Regions from separate parts of the Homo sapiens genome. Here region 2 is linked to region 1. The links are chromatin loops, found by intact Hi-C in ENCODE. Cell type or tissue: ascending aorta. All regions are shown on one strand. Each heading gives the region's core, and the rest is flanking DNA. Links, peaks and the distances in the headings are about the cores only. Region 1 overlaps LINC01121 (long intergenic non-protein coding RNA 1121). Region 2 has its middle 7.0 kb from the start of LINC01121.

Evidence for each region. Peaks named below come from ENCODE experiments on the same cell type or tissue, not always from the same donor. Only the 100,000 strongest peaks of a DNase experiment are listed, where the experiment ranks them.
Region 2: it touches region 1 in a loop (4-fold over the local background); 3 of 110 quality-filtered maps call a loop at or near these places.

The regions. Positions count from the first base shown.
Region 1 is chr2:45,208,480-45,216,811 of GRCh38, reverse strand. All of the region lies in intron 1 of LINC01121 (long intergenic non-protein coding RNA 1121), which reads left to right. LOC105374576 (a long non-coding RNA gene) reads right to left here. Exons shown (of 3, transcript XR_940041.2): 2 at 7,691-7,938; 3 at 5,139-7,399. Among named protein-coding and RNA genes, the nearest start is that of LINC01121, 42 kb to the left of the region's middle. In ascending aorta, for the core only: no CTCF peak of the experiment used is centred there; no DNase peak of the experiment used is centred there; H3K27ac peaks cover 743 bases.
Region 2 is chr2:45,257,754-45,266,085 of GRCh38, reverse strand. No RefSeq gene overlaps it. Among named protein-coding and RNA genes, the nearest start is that of LINC01121, 7.0 kb to the right of the region's middle. In ascending aorta, for the core only: no CTCF peak of the experiment used is centred there; no DNase peak of the experiment used is centred there; H3K27ac peaks cover 2,089 bases.

The DNA.
Region 1 (8,332 bases), core at 27-8,026:
TGTTGTCTGTTTTTGGTGTCATAGCCAAGAAATCATTGCCAAATCTAATGCCGTGAAGGTTTTCCCTTATGTTTTCTTCTAGGAGTTTTATAGTTTCACATAACTTATGTTTAGATCTTTAATCTATTTTGAGTTAATTTTTGTGTATGGTGTAAGATAAAGGTCCAATTTCATTCTTTTGCATGTGGTTTTCCAGTTTTCCCAGCACCATTTATTGAGAAGACTATCCTTGCTCCAATGTGTAGTCTTGGTACTTTAGGTAAAGGTCATTTGACTGTCTATGCATAGGTATATTTTGAGGCTCTCTCTTCTGTTCCATTGGTCTATACATGTCTGACCTTATGCCATTACCATACTGTTTTAATTACTGTAGCTTGGAATATGTTTTGAAGTCAAGAAGTGTGAGGCTTCCAGGTTTGTTCTTCTTCCTCAAGATTGTTTTAGCTATTCAGGGTCCTTTTTAGTTCCATAAATTTTAGGATTGTTTTTGCTATATCTGCAAAAAATGGCATTTGGATTTTGAGAAGGATTATATTAAATCTGTAGATCATTTTGGATTATATGCACATGTTAACAATATTAAGTCTTTTAACTCAAGGGTTCCCAATCCCTGGGCTGTGGACCAGTACTGGTTCTTGGTCTGTTAGGAACCTGGCCACACAGATCTAGAGATCTGTAGGAGGTGGGTGGGTCTAGAGAGTGAGTGAGATCTAGAGATCTGTAGGAGGTGAGCGGCAGGCGAGCAAATATTACTGCCTGAGCTCCGCCTCTTGTCAGATCAGCGGTGGCATTAGATTCTTATAGCAGCGTGAACCCTATTGTGAACTGTACATGGGAGAGATCTAGGTTGCATGCTCCTTACAAGAATCTAATGCCTGATGATCTGAGGTGGAACCATTTCATCCTGAGACCATCTCTACACCCCCACCTCAGTCCTTGGAAAAACTGTCCTCCACAAAACCGGTCCCTTGTGCCAAAAAGGTTGGGGACCACTCTTTTAATCTATGAAAGATGTCTTTGCATTTATTTGTGTCACTTTAATTTCTTTCAGGAATATTTTATACTTTTCACTGTACAAATCTTTAAGCTTATCCCTAAGTATTTTATTCTTTTTGAGGCAATTGTAAATGAGATTTTTTTCTTATTTTACTGTTGGATTGTTTGTTGTTAGTGCATTAAAATGCAACTAATTTTTGTATACTCATTTTATATCCTGCAACTTTGCTGAATTTGTTTATTAATCCTAACAGGTTTTTTTGGTGCAGAATCTTTAGGGTTTTCCACATGTAAGACCATGACACCTGTGAACAAAGATAATTTTACTTCTTTACAATTTGGATGCTTTTTATTTCTTTTTCTTGCCTAATGCTCTGGCTAGGATTTCCAGTACTATGTTGAATTGAAGTGGCAGCAGTAGGCATCCCTGCCTTGTTCCTGATCTTACAAAGAGGTTCAGTGGAAAAGGGACTGAATTGACAATCAGTCAATCAACAAATACAAAGTGATAACTATGATCCAAAGGATCTTGGTTTTTAGTCTTTCTAACTTGCTTATATACTCACTTCATTACTCTAGGCTGTTTTAACCCCAATAAAAGAGGGAGCTGCATTAGATTATAAGAGTCTGTCCAAATTCAGTGCTCCTTCTAGATTTTATGGTTCCAAAAATGTTATTTAGTACCTACTAGGCATTTAACCAAGGGAAGGTATAAGAAAAGAAATATTAAATTCTCAGTAAATCAACAAAATATAACCAAGCACTTATATACAAGGTGCTAGGCAAGAAGTATTCTTGTTTCTTGCCCAGGAGGAATTTACAATATGTGAGAAAGGTAAGACATGTATATATGGGAAATACAATATCAGTAAGAGAGATGACAGTGCCATTCAAGAAGGCAGGGCATGCTTCATTGCCAAGTGAAGGACACAGGAACAATCTTTAGATAAAAGCAGTTCGCAAAGTAGGGGATATAGTGAGACTTATTCTCAACAAATGGGTAGAAAACACATTGCCAAGATGAATGACATCATGATGTATCAGGTCAGGAATCCAGAGAAGAGAACAGGCTGGAATCGTTGGAGATCGATATTGGAAAGGCTGTGTGTATGGTGAACATTTGCTTCCATTGGGCTCCGCTTTCTCCCTTATTTTGGAAACTATCCTGATTTCTTTCTAGGAAGCACTCCTTCCTCCTCATCAGCCCATGAACTGCAGGTGGAAGCACAACACTCCTTCCCTATCCCCGAGCCATAAGATTGGTCCAGGGATGGGTCTGTGACCCAATCATAGCCAAGGAACACCTGGTATGTCTGCTGGGGCTATTAGGAAAGAGGCAAGTTATCTTTCTCACTGGGCTTGAATCTGCAGCCCATTTTGCCTGCAAACCTCTTGCCACCAGGTGTGTAGAGTCTGTGAGTGGAGCCAACATGGAGAAAGCAAAACCAAGAGATGAAACCAGATCCTAGTGACTTTAGGCAAGACCCTGAATCAAGCCATTCCCAGATTGATCCAACGTTCTGTTGCAAAGTGGGCCTTGAACTAGATTTGGGTGGGTGGAAATGAATAGAGAGGGCAATCCATGCAGATTGTGCCACAAGAACTAGGGCATGTTGATGAGGGAAGGATGTGGTATCCACAGAGCTGTGCAGAAACTGCTTGAGAGAGAAGGTCTGAGTGGACAGTGTGCAAAATACCTTGCAAGATAACACCTATTTTTATTTCTTTGAGTGAGTTTATCTATTTGGACAAATCCAGTGGGACTGCTAAGGAGTGGCATGTAATGGAAAGACAAAGGAAGGGAGACAGAAAAGGCTCTAAAAATAATAGAATAACAGCAAATACTTGCTGAAAACTACATGCTAGGCACTGTAGTAAGCACTTTTTCCATTGAATTCTTTCAGCAGACCATGAGGTATTATCACATCTCCATTTTAAAATGGGGAAACTGAGGCACAAAGAAGATGTCCAAGGTGGCCTATTTAATAAGTGCCAGAGCTAATATTTTAACTTGAACCCCCAGGCTGTCTGACTAGAGCCTGCATTCTTAACCTACCTCTCCTGGCTCTGCAGACATGGTCTCTGCCTTGGGGCAGCCAAGGGCCAGCGTGGTAGTAGGGGGAAGGGGAAGGGGCCAGCTATGGCCAAATGGGGCCACAGGAGAACACAGAAGTCAAATCATTTTCCTCAGGGTGACCTGGATTTGATTATTTGTTCATTTTCACTCAGGTTTTCAAAAACAAAAAAAAATCCTTTCAAAAAAAGCTGTTGGACAAATGCTGAAACTCTGACTTGCCTGCCCCTGCTTAGCAGCCGTCATTGGAATCAGCGGAAGGCTCTGGCTGGCTGCTTCTGATCAGGCCTGCCAGCCTCCTGGGCTGGCTGAGGACACTCACAGCGGGAGCAGGTTCCTTAAGACAAGCCCCCTTCGCTGGCCCTGGCTTGCTCCCTCCTCTCTCCCTGTCTGTTTCCACCTCTGTGTCCCCTTCCCTTGGACTGCCTCAGGAAAAGGAAGAACAAAGTTTTTTTTAAAAAAAGAAGTTTAATGAAACCACACACTTGTATTTCCAACTATTGACATTGGATTTGTGCTTCTCCAGCTCTGCCATTTGGGACAAGTCTTTCTCCTCCTCTCTTCACCCGATGGTGTAATGCAAACAGACCATAAAAAAATAAACTTTCCCCTCAAATATTATCTTAGGCCTCATTTTATCATGCTTCCTTGAGCTGTCTCTGTAAAAGGGAAGAAAAAAGAATGTGGGTTTTAGTTTGCACCAGGCTGGATGGAGAGGGCCCTGTAGCTGGGTCTTCCCAGTGTGGACTCTCTCCTTTGGCTTGTGGTCTCCTTCCCAGAGCACTCAGTGGCTGTTCCATTTCCATTTGTGCCTCACCTAGGTCCCCCACATCAATTCTCCAGTTCTTGTCCATTCACCTGAAAAATGGGCTAATAACACCTACCTACAAGGTTCTGCAACACAAAGGGACTCAGAACACAGGGCGGGTACAATGCAAGGGGAGGCGGTGGGCTCTGATCTAACTGCAGAGAATATGCCCCTGCCTAAATGCAGTCTTGCTCCACTTAAAAGCAAAACAAACAACAAGTGAAAACACTCTGTGATGGCCAAAACAAAACATTGCAAGGTGAGTTTGGGCTTGAAGCTACCTGTTTTGAACTCCACAGGGACTAAGTGAGACAATATTTGAGAGAGAGGCCTTAAAATCCACATTCCCTAGAGTGGACAATGCCCACAATTTACCTCCTAAGGTGAGTGAGCATGAGGACCTTCCCTCCATGAAGGTGGGCTCTGACGGGGTGGGGAGATGGGAAGAAAAACTGAGATTCACAGGGCCTGGAATGATCTCTCAGGAGGTCAAAGGACCTGGGGAGAGAAGGCTGGGCCAATCGAGGCCAGGTTGACCTTTACAACAGTTTTGCCACATTCAGATCTTAGCAACTAGTACATGTATGTGACAAAGCTTTGAATTCTGAAGAAACAAACAAACAAAAAAATCAAGCATTTACCCTGATGGTCCCATTTGAACTGCATCATTGGTAACCAGAGTGGAACAGGAGACATTTCAAATTGGAATTTTGCCATTCTGTAACCCCAAATAAATGAACACCTATGGTTATTATTAAAATAATAATTATTTTAAAGATGATTACACTTTCTGGAGAACAAAGGCACCACCACCTATGACGTTGTCTTGCCAAAAATAATCAAACCCACATTGGATCAAGCCTATAGATCCAACTAGCAATTTACAGGAAATACAGGGGCCAGAGGAACACATCAATGGCACCGTGGGGGTACAAGTGGCAAAATCTATGCTGTGGGAAACTCTACCAATGATCTAGTTCTTGTAACACATACATTCACAAGGGGAAAGGAGTGTGGTAAAGGGGAAGTCTGTACATTAAAAGAGACTTTAAAATATTTAAAAAGTAAAACTAAACCACAATGTTGAAGGATGCACATGTGGACTGATAATGGCATGAGGAAAGGAAGGAGGGTGTTTCCATAAGAGGCAAGTAAGTGGTCGCCTCTTGAGGGCAAAGAGGGAGGGGTGAGGAAACAGTCTCATTTTCTATTGCTTATAAAAGAATACCTGAAACCGGGTAATTTACAAAGAAAAGGAATTTATTTCTTACAGTTATGGAGGCTGAGAAGTTCAAGGTCAAGTTACCACGTCTGGCGAGAGACATTCTTGATGGTAGGCACTTTCTGCAGAGTCCTAAACTGGTACAGAGCATTGCATGGCAAGGGGGCTGAGTGCTAGCTCAGGTCTCTCTTCCTCTTCTTATAAACCACGAGTCCCACTCCCATGATAGTCCATTAATCTATTAATCCATAAATGGATAACCTTCATTTTTTAATAATTTATTAAGCTATACATTTATTTTCTGTGTCTGTGCTAATTTTTTTTTTATCATATAAAGATTTTTTAAGTACATGCCCCTGATTCTTCCTCTCCTCCTACCCCTACAAATTTGGAGCCCTTTTACTATCAGCTGCCAATTTCTGAGTTCTAAATTCTGCCCAGCTCCCTATCCTCCTTTTCCTAGATTACCTCCTGATGATATTTTATATCAATCATAACGAGTTGCTATGCTACAGAAACAAATAACCCCAAGATCTCAGTGGCTTAAAACAAAGGTTTACTTCTTGCTTATGCTACATGTCCATCATATCTCAGCAGGGGGCCTCTGCTCACCTTTGTTGCTCAGAGACTTAGGCTAACAGAGCAGCCACCTCCTCCGATATCCTCAGGGGCTAGGACACGACTGACTGTCCATCAAATGGTTTGGCACGGAACTGACACATGTAACTTCTGCTCACAATCCATTGGCTAGACTGGTCACGTGGAACCGTCCAACCACAAGGAGGAGGAAGTGCTGTGCTGTGAATGTGCCCAAAAGTATTTGGTTGGTACACATTAATAAGCAGTCCTTGCTTTTTATGGCACTGATGTGCACAAGTTTCAGTTTAGCGAAATAATACCCGTTCCCAAAAACTAGTTCAAATTTCAGTCACCACAGTATATATTAACTATAATTGCATAAAGTACAAACTTCACTGCCTGCTTGCCAGTCCGCAAATCATGATATAAACAACAGATGCACATCATGATGAACCAATCACATCACTTCTTTCAAAGCCTGTCCTTGATTAGTCATTGCATATCTGTTACTCAGTTCATGCCCAGACAGCAAAATGTGAAGTTGTGTTGCCTCCTTGTCTTCCAGTGATAAATCCATGTGATGAAAATTTTACAAAAAATGGATCACTGGATAGAGGGTAAGCTAACAAAAATAAAAATGCAACAAAGAAACAAAAAGTGATAATGCCGGCAGTAAACTGGATGTGATTAGATTGAAGATGTGAAATTGGCAAGAGCAGAGCAAAGACTGGATGCACCATGGCCTGCATGGAGCTATGGAACAAACTGCACTGGAAAAATCCAATGTGTATTAAAAGCAAGGTAACGTTGCTTCATCTCTTAGTTTAAATTGCAATAGGACCAGAAAGCTGCTTATGCTTGGAGAGTTTTCTACTTTGGATTGAAGACTGTAATATTTCAAAATCCGAAGTAGTTTGGCTTGCATCCTGGCCAAAGCATTGATCTTAGTTGCCACATTGAAAGAAAATGGTAATTACAAGGATACTGAAGAAGAATATTTTACTGCCAGTAAAGGCTTGTTTCCTCATTCCAGAATTTAGCATGAATTGATTGATGTCAAGCTAGTGATGAAGCTGCTAGCACATGTAAGCATGCAGCTGGGAAATCTGCATCCAGATTCCAAGAAAATGAAGATGTGCCAGTGGAAGTGGCACTGGCAAAAAACTTCACCTTCAAGGAATTCTTATAGATATTTTGTAACATTGCAAGAGCAAAGGATAAAACATTAGGACCTGACTTAGAACTAGACTACACTTACAACAAAGTACGACAATTCACCAAGGCATAGAAAAGTTGCTCCAGCTGTATCATAAGCTATACAGTAAGGGGAGAAAGGCAAGAACTGTGCAAACTACTTTTGATATGTTCTTTACAAAGAAATAAAACACCTTAATTCTCAATGTTTCTAATGTTTTAAATTACAGTGTAATAAATAAATATTAGTTTTGTTAATTTTTCATTTCCCCATGCATTTATAAACAACAGTAAGAGAATGTTTAATGTTTTGACAAAAATGTTTAAAGGTCACAGAACAACTGTAATTATTCCCTTCGATTAAGATTGCTTTGCAGGGTTTCAGCTTACACAGTCATTTTTATGGTCTTGCATTACTATGCAAAATAAGGACTTCCCGTATACATAACTGGTTTATGTGGAGTTAGATTCCAATTTCCGCACGTCTATCTGCGCCAACTCACTTGCATGGAGTGTGAGAAAACTCCTGGAAAAAATAATTTGAACCATAGGGTTAGGCAGGAATAGGGATTCCAGGTATAGTTTGGAGGCTATTAAACCCTAACCTGATCCAGCCACCTTGATGGCCTATGTGTGGCCCTCAGTGGAAAAGAGCTTTGTAGATAAAATGAGCCCAACTGCACCCATATAGAGCCCACCACTCTGCTGTGGGATCCAGAGAGAAGAATGTCTATGCAAAGGGATGATTTTTTCATTTACTGTACGGAGGTGGGGTGTATAGATATATCAAGCTACAACCGAAATAAAGACTCAAAACCTGGTTTGGGCTGAGCATCCATGGGACCTCCCGGAGCCATCTGGGCCTTCTGACAATGGTGAAGCTCGCAGAACCTATCTGATGCCCAAGAGCAGCAGTGTTGGTGGGAGCATCTGCTCTGGGGAGCAGAGAGGAGGCCATCAACACTGTGGTATAAGCAGCAGCCTCAGAAGAGGGTGGAGAGCAGTGGCCAAGCAGCAGTGTGATCTGTTGAGGATGTGTGGGCTCCAGATGGTCGCTCAGGTGTTCTGGGGAGAAAGCAGGGTAGGGTCAGTGTGGAGAGCTCTTGCAAGGGGGCTGAGGTTCTGGAGTTATATTTAGTGGGAGCTCTAAGCTCAGGAAATTTACACTACATCAATGTACTATTTTTTCATGCTGGCAGTGAGGCCTGGGAACATTAGGGCTGTTTATATAGGTAGGGTGGCTATATAATTTATTGTTCAAACTGTGGATATTTTAAAAGTAAAAAGCATTGCTATTAATAATAATTAAATCTCTTGGTAATGAAAGTCACAAGAGGATTGTCCCAGGCAAACCAGTCTGTATGGTCATCTTAGTTATGGATGCAATCCAGGTAATTGTAAATTAGAGGTCAAATCAGAATTAGTAAAAACGAGTGAATTTGCTGGTGTTGCTGCAACT
Region 2 (8,332 bases), core at 184-8,183, 49 kb before region 1:
CCGGTGGATCACTTGAGGTCAGGAGTTAGAGACTGGCCCGGCCTACATGGTGAAACCCCGTCTCCACTAAAAACACAAAAATCAGCAGGAAGTGATGGTGGGCACCTGTAATCCCAGCTACTTTGGAGGCGGAGGCAGGAGAATCTCTTGAACCTGGGAGATGGAGGTTGCAGTGAGCTAAGATCACACCACTGCACTGCAGCCTGGGTGACAGAGTGAGATTCCATCTCAAAAAAAAAAAAAGAAAGTTACAGTTGTCCCTTAGTATCCGTGGGTGATTGCTTCCAAGACCCCCTTCAGATACCAAAATCCACAGATGCTGAAGTTCCTGATATAATATGGGGTAATATTTGCATGTAACCTGCACGCATCTTCCTGTATACTTTAAATCATCTCTAGGTTACTTACAATACCTAATACAATGTGAATGCCATGTGACTAGTTGTTATACTGTGGTGTTTAGAGAATAATTGTAAGAGAAAAAGCCTGTCCGTGTTTAGTACAGACACAAGCATCCTTTTTGTGTTTCAAACATTTTCCATCCAAGGTTGGTTGAATCCATGGTTGTGGAATCCCAGATACAGAGGGCCGATTGTATTCATCCCCAGCTGTTCTTGTCGCTGCCCAATGGGTATTAACATAGTTCTGTGTGCTTGAGATTGCTGCAAGCCTTTCCTTCAGGCAACTGCCATCATATGAATAAGATTGCAGGAGGAAAGGTAGCTCAATTAAAAGAACAATTGTCACACACTTGAGGAACACATGCTTGAATGTATCCACTATGCCAATGATAAGCAATGATCTTTTTCTATTTGGGAAGTGGAACCACAAGATTTCCACTTGTCAATCTTTGTTAACCTCATTCAAAGCCCTATGTGTATATGAAAATATCAAAGCAATATGAAAAAGAAAGACATCTGTAACTCAGACTTTTCACAGAAGTGGTGTGACTTATGGAAGAGGGGCCTTGTTGGTTGTGCAGATTCACTGTCTCTTGGCCGAATGACGACCGAGCATTGCTGTCCCATGCTCTGTCTCATGAACCTTCTGACTCACCCTGCACGCTCATCTGTGACCTGTCAACCACAAAGTGATGGAGGCAGATCTCAGTGGATTTAGAGGTTTATTTTGCCAAGGTTAGGGACACGCCTGAGAAAAAGAAACACAAGTCACAGTAGTTGGTGTCTGTGTCCTGTGCTTTTTCCAAAGAGGGTTTTGTGAACCTCAATATATAAAGGGGACAGAGCAAGTGGAAGGGGAAGAAAAAAGACAACAAAAAAGGAGAGTGAGTAGGCAATGAGGCAAGTGGTTACATTCCTGTGAGGTGCTGATCAGCTCAGTGAATCTACATTTTACACCTGAAAAGAAGGGAGTGGGGGAAAGTCGATTATGCATTCCTCGCTGGCTCAGTGAATCTACGCTTTACATGCGATAAAGTAGCATGTGAGATTACAGCTATCTGTTTGGGAACACAAGGAAGGCAGTTTTTGCATGACCCAGTTCCCAAGTTTAACTCTTCCCTTTGGCATAGTGAGTTTAGGGTCCCGAGATTTTATTTTCCTTTTCACAGACCCCTGTCTGGCCAGGACTGAGAGGTGATGATATTACCTTGGCTCCCTTCCACCTGGGAAGTGGGGGACTGGACCCTTGGACCTTGTTCTGCCCAACCCCCTTCCTTTGGAACTGCATCCCTTGATCTCTGACATGGGCCCTGCTATCCAGATATACCAGCCACACAACCCGCCTGGAGTCCAGCAGACAGTGGAGTGGGGGCCTGCAACAAATAACATCAGACAACTGGCTCTTACCTTCCTCTGGAAGCTCAACAACTTATGGCCATAGCTGTTTTAGCAGGGCTGGAAGTGACCCCATGGTACCATTCTTTCTGTAATCTTCGTGTCTTCTACGGGTACAGCCCTGGGTTTCACAACCCCTGCATGTGTGGTAGTGTGTGAACTGGTGCTCTTTGGAACTTTGGGTTCATTTACATAATGCATTTCTCAGGTGCATATGAGTTATGCATGAGCGTGTATTGTTAATGATTTGAAATTTAATTTGAACATGACAATTTTTTCTTACCCCTCAGTTTTCCCTTTCTCTCCCACTCTAGCTCATGCAACACTTCAAAAGAAATTTGGGTCGCTTTTCTGGATGCTGTGGGCTCCTGACTTTTTACTTAAAACGGGAGGGGAGCACTCAGAAGCCCAGGTACAGGGGAGCACCTTGTCCGAGGTAACTTAATGAGCCGGTGGAGGATCCATGGGTAAGCCCAGGATTCCCTGCCCCAGAAGCCCTCCCTCTCCCCTTCCTCATTCATGTCTCTGCTAGGAAAGCTAATTGATAAGGGGTGCAGGGCATCCCGAACTTGCTCTATGCTCAGGCTTTCCACCAGAAAAAGGCTCTATATGGATGAATGTCCTGTGATTACTTCCCTTTGCCGATTAGAATTCTCAAAAGTGGAGAGAGATTCTTTCTTGCTCACTAGAAGGTATGAGGTGAAGAGCTACCAAGGACAGACCTCTAATTAATTCTCATCAGGGTGTCCCCTGAGGGAATTCAGTTCTCTCCTTCCTCTGCTCCATCCTGTTCCCCACGTGTCATGACCTCAGCAAAAGACAAGTTCAGTTCCCACAGGTGCACGGGCCCACTCTCCTAAATGAAAGGGAAGAGAAAAGTGTTGAGGACTGATCTCCCCTCTCCTGCTCCCGAAAACAGGAAGCAGGCTGGGTAGATTGACTTGATACAGAGCTATCAGACTGCTGCTTGCTCACACGGGGACCTTTATCACTGCCAGTCATCAGCGCTCTGGTGAGCTCATGAATAATGCATTTCCCAGTGATTTCCTTCTTTATTTGCTAGCCTGAGGCAATATTGATTGAAAAACCGTCTACATAGCTGAGCTGTGTTGTGGCAACATTTATTGAAAATGATTTGGAGACAGAACACACATATGTTTATCTCTACATAGGTATGTTGTTGTCTGTTGTCTTTGGATAATGACATTTGTTTAAGGGGCCGCTGCAGTTATTCAGCAATGTTTTCAAATCGAAGGTGGATTCAGGTTGGAGCCCTGAAACAGCTGTATGGTGTGGTGGATCAGGAAGATGAGGCAGAGTGGGAGGTGGACTGGGAGGAGAAGATGGACGGGGAGGAGGTTGAGGTGGATTGGGAGGAGAAGGTGGATTGAGAGGAGGTGAATTGGGAGGAGGTAGACTAGGAGGAGGAAAAGGTGGACTCGGAAGAGGTGAGGGTGGACTGGGAGGAGGAGAAGGTGAGCTGGGAGGAGGCAGAGGTGAACTGAGAGGAGGTGGAGGTGGACAGGGAGGAGGAGATGGTGGATTGGGAGGGGGTAAACTGGGAGGAGGTGGACTAGGAAAAGATGGCCTGGGAGGAGGTGGAGGTGAATTGGAAGCTGGTGGGTGACAGGAACAAATACAGCAGAGCCAGTGAGGACTCAGGAAGGGTCCCAGGATTAGAACCGCAACATTAGTGGTCATTGTACTGAAAGCAGCTCCACTCAATGTGGAAGGAGATGTGCAAGTCATGAAATGGAGACAGCGTATGCGGAGCCTTCTTTTTTCACAATTTGAGATTTAAGAAAAGGTGAGAAAACGAACCCTACTGCTAACTAAGAAGACTTTTTGGGAGAACTGTAGCCTTCTTGAGCAGTTTCCATAATATGCCATATGTGAAAATACCTTCCCAACAGCAGGGAGCCATATGGATGGAAGAGTTTTAGGTCCTGATTATTAATAACAGCAGGATGCTGCAGTCAGTGGATAGGACAGACCTAAGCCTTGCTGGCCAGCTGCAGGGGGCTCTTCACCTCTCTGAACCTCCAGCGCTTCTTGGGCTCTCTCTAGAACTTCAGTAATGGTGGCTTCTCCACCTCCATCATTGACAGGCCCCAGAAAATGAAGACTTGAGCTTTGAATGACTGGGAGAGAAGAGTGTGAGGGAACACAGCTGAAGGAGCCTCCCTCTCACCACCCACTTCCTGTGACACCCTTCCAATACCAATCTGGCACTTGCTGAGCACTTGCTGAACTGTCTCTGGAGCTTTCAGAGGGAAAGCCCAGGGTGGTAAGGGGAGGGCTATACAGAGCCAGTGCATGCTTCGGAAGGAGAATCAAGTTCCCTGAAGAGGGTTCTCTCCTTGGAATCCCTGAAAGCTTTTGTGACAATATAATTAAGTGGGAGGCCACGACAGCCTGTCAAATTCTAAGTGTGCTTCTGGCTCACCCGAGGTGGTGGGTGGGGGAGTAGGGATGGGAGCATCAGGCCTGCTATCAGCACAGAAATTCCAGGTATGCGCTTCTCTGTCAGTTCCTGAGAATCATAAATGAAGTAAGCAAAGGCTCCGAGCCGGGAGCCTTCAGCAGATGAGGATGCCAGCTACCCACCAGCACAGGCCAGCCCCTGCAGCTTCAGCTGAACAGAGCAGCTGGCCTTGGCCTCTGCTCCATCCAAGCTCAGTCTCCTCGTCGCTAATAGTGGTTAACACTTACGTTGTTTCACTGTCTCAGCCCTTTGCAGGAGCGTTGCCCGCAGGTCACCATCACATTTGCCCCTTGAATATGGTGCAGCCAGGAGGGGCTTTTGCAGCCAGAGGAGGGAGATGAAGTAGGCAATGCTTGCCTCTGTCTCTCCCCTCTGTTTTGGGTGCTCCTTCCCACCCAGACAGGCGTCTGTCAACACTGCCCCATCCCCACCCCAATCCCTTTCAATGTTTTTGGGATGCTCACGGGCCTTTGCCTGTGCTGTTCTCTGCCAGGAGTGCCTTCCCTCTCTTTGTTCACCCTTCAGGAGTCAGCTTGAGGAGCCAGGAGTTATCCTTCAGAAGTTCATCCATCACCCTGCCAGGGCAGGACAGCTTTCCTGACCCCCATCATGGGCTTTCAGGGTATCTTCTTCGTCCTGTCACAGTCATAGTTTCCTGTTCTTTGGATGATTGTGTGACTGTCTTCCGAAGTAGGCTGTAGGCTCATAGAGGCAAAAGACATGTCTGCTTTTTTTTTTTCTTAAAGATACAGTCTCACTCTGTCGCCCAGGCTAGAGTGCAGTTGTGTGATCCTGGCTTACTGTAACGTCAAACTCCTGGGCTCAAGCAATCCTCTTGCCTTGACCACCCAAGTAGTTGGGACTACAGGTGCATACCACAGCACTGGGCCCTTGTGTCTGCTTTTGTTTACCCTTGTTTTCCTAGCGCATTTAGCAAAGCGCTGGTGCAAAGTAGATGCTCAATTTTTGTTTAATGAATGAAGGAATGTCAGGGCTCCTTCTGGTCCTCTTTCAAAAGGGATTTGATGAACTTATTCACTCTGAGAAGTTAGGGAGCCAAATGTATTTTCCCACTTGGCACATTTGCTCAAGGAAGAGAAATCTAAGAGAAACCTAAGTAAGAGAATGGCTAACACAAAGAAATACGTCTCCAATGGTGTCATTCCGGGTATCAGGTGCAGACAATATTTGGGGTCAGGCAGCATTGCTAGTGCTTTAAACCTCCATTTGCACAACCACCGACTTGGCCAACATATATAGGTTGCCCTTGGTTCCTACTGCTAATGACACTGGGGACTCTACCTTTTTGGTACCCAGGTGGTCTTGGAGACCTCAGTGTTCTGTGTTTTGGACTTCAGTTTACCGCATTTGCTGAGTAGCAAATGGAACTGAGAGTTTGCACCTTCCTCCCCCGACCTTGTTGGGTGGGAAGCTTGAAGCTGGAACTCCTCTGCGTGCTTGTTTCTTTGCTTTTGCTTACCTGAAAGGAAGAGGCTGGAAGGGAAGGCTTATTTCCTCTGCAGGGTATGGATGGCTGCAGCCTGCACCAGCAGACTTGCGTTTATTTGAAATTGCTCTGCGGTGGAAGGCGCTCTAATCTATCATGCCTCTGCAAATGTCAATTGGAGAAATGTGAGTTCCGTATTTATAAAGCCAGAAAAATGGGAGCTTGTCCCCCCACCTCCCAGGTGTGCATTTATGCACTGATGAATGACCCCAAAGTGAGTTTGTTATAGAAAAAGTCCGTGCCAAAGGCAGAAAGCTTGCATCTGGAAACACAGTCTGACAATTAGGCCTCTGAGCCCAGCGGCCAGCCCTCAGGCTCCACTGCTTCCTGGCTTTGACTATCACGTCCTTAATTCTGGGGTGAACTCAAGAGTTTTGGAATTTGGATTCTCATTGTTTCCACAGTACTGTCCCCAGAGGCTGCTTTTTTGTTTGTTTGTTTTTGGTGCTGGGGGTGGAGTTTTAAAAATCTTGGAAGCCTATAAAAATTAGTACAGAAGAACAAAATTCTTACCCCGGTCTTGACAGGGAGCCCTGGCCCTGCCCACCTTCCCTTTGGGGAACATACATTCCTGTATCAAGACATGACCCCGATCCCGATTCCTGTCCCAGACCGCTTCTCCTCTCCAAACTAGCTTCTCCTTTCCTGCCCTCTAAACAATGGCACCCTTTATTTTAAAAAGGAGGGTGAAATATCGACACTTCCAAAGTGCCATTTACAAAAGGGAACAGGAGTGAAAAATTAGGACAAGCTAAGCCAAAAATGATGTGCCCCTCTTGGGCTCCTGCAGGTCTCTCTTTTCAAAGGGTATCCCCAGGTGAGGTCTGAGCTGAGTCATGTCTGACAAATCGGTGCCTTGTGTTTTATGCACTGCAGAAAACATAGCTGCTGTGAAAGGGTTAAAAACGAGCACTCTTGGTCGAGAGCCCTAAGCGACAGACAGGCACGTTCAGTTTCAGTCAGTTTCAGTCGGAAAGAAAGACAAGTGTTTGGTTAGTAACTGGATCTGGCTGGAGCTGGGTTTTGGCCTCCGGTCCCTCTGCAGGTTGAGGAGCTGGGGATGGTCCAGTTCTTGTGGTTATTTGGAGGTGGAATCAAGGCAGGAAGCCCTGGAAGCCAGGGCCTGGGGAGGTGCTGCCCGCCCCTCCTTTACACAGAAGGACACCGAGGTCTGGTGAAGGCCGGGGAGTTGATCTGGGCCATCCTGGTTAGTGGCATAGTAAAGACAAGCATGAGGAAGCCTCACTTCCAGTCCTTGTGGGTTGTATTAGAACATGGACTCAGGTAGCCACAGACTCAGTGCTGTTTCAGCCACTTCTTGGCTGGCTTACCCCCTGCAAATCCATTCTGAATGTACCTCTCCATTCAGAATCTTCATGCGTGAAAATGGGTTCAAAAATACCTCTTAGGCTGGGTTTTTTTTTTTTTTAATTAAACGAGACAGTTCATCTAAAGACTGGAGGCTTAGGCATTCAGCAACATGTTCATTCTCTGGCTAGCAGGAGTTCTCCCAGGCTTGGGAGCATTCCTGCAGATGGAACAGCAGCTTCTGGAGCAGTAAGGATGTAATTAACCTCTGAAAGCCAAATCCAGCATCCCCGTTGAAGTCCTATACACTCTCCATACAGTCCCTTAGTGGAAGAACTCCATATTAAAGGGAAAGGTAAATGTAATGGGGGGAATAAAAGGGCCTTTTCTGCGCAAAGGGGAACTCGCCCCAGAGAAACTCCCAGTGAACAATGCCCAAAGCAGGCCTGTGAAGTTAGTGAGGCCTGGAGATTAGAAGGAGGAAGGAAATAATGCTTTTCTTGTCTTGGCCTGCAGTGGCAAAAGAGAGCAACAGCTGGTGGGCATATGCAGCCTGTTAGGGGCATGCTCCCATCACACAGAAGGAAGTCCTGCCCAGCACTGGCAGGGCCCGGGCAACCACTGGGGAGTGGGTGGTCCGGGGGTCTCGGGAATCAGAGCCACCGCTGCCAAGGCTCTGGACCCTGCATTCACTCCCGGCGACTTGAGCAGGGCTTCCCTCCCCAGCTCTAGCCCCTAAGGCTTTTCCCCTTCCCAGGAGGTGTCGGATCCAGTGATGCTATCGACAGAAACTCTGAGGAAGCTGGGGGTTTATTTTGTATCGACTTCAAAACGCATATGAATATCTCCCCTCTAGCTAGGTCCGGATGGGAGACTTTGGCTCACTCTGCAGGCCAGAATCTGTTTCCCCAGCCAGGCTGGACAGTGAGCGGCCTTCTTCCCCTTCCACATCTTCCTTGGTTTTCCTTTACCAGCCTAAAGGATCAAACTCCTGAGACATGGGCCAGGGCCGCTTGCTCGGCCCCTCTTGTGCCCTCAGCCTTTGAGCCGCTGGACCATGTGACAAGATGCCCAGCATTAGCGTCTGCTAATTAATCCAAAAGCTGGCTCCCCGTTGGCCCATAGAGTTTTACAAACCTGAATTAAACGAAGTGTTTATGTGACAGATATGTGGGAGGATTTCAGATATAATCACCATCAATCTGGCTGCAGCCAAAATAAATTCTGTGAAAAGTA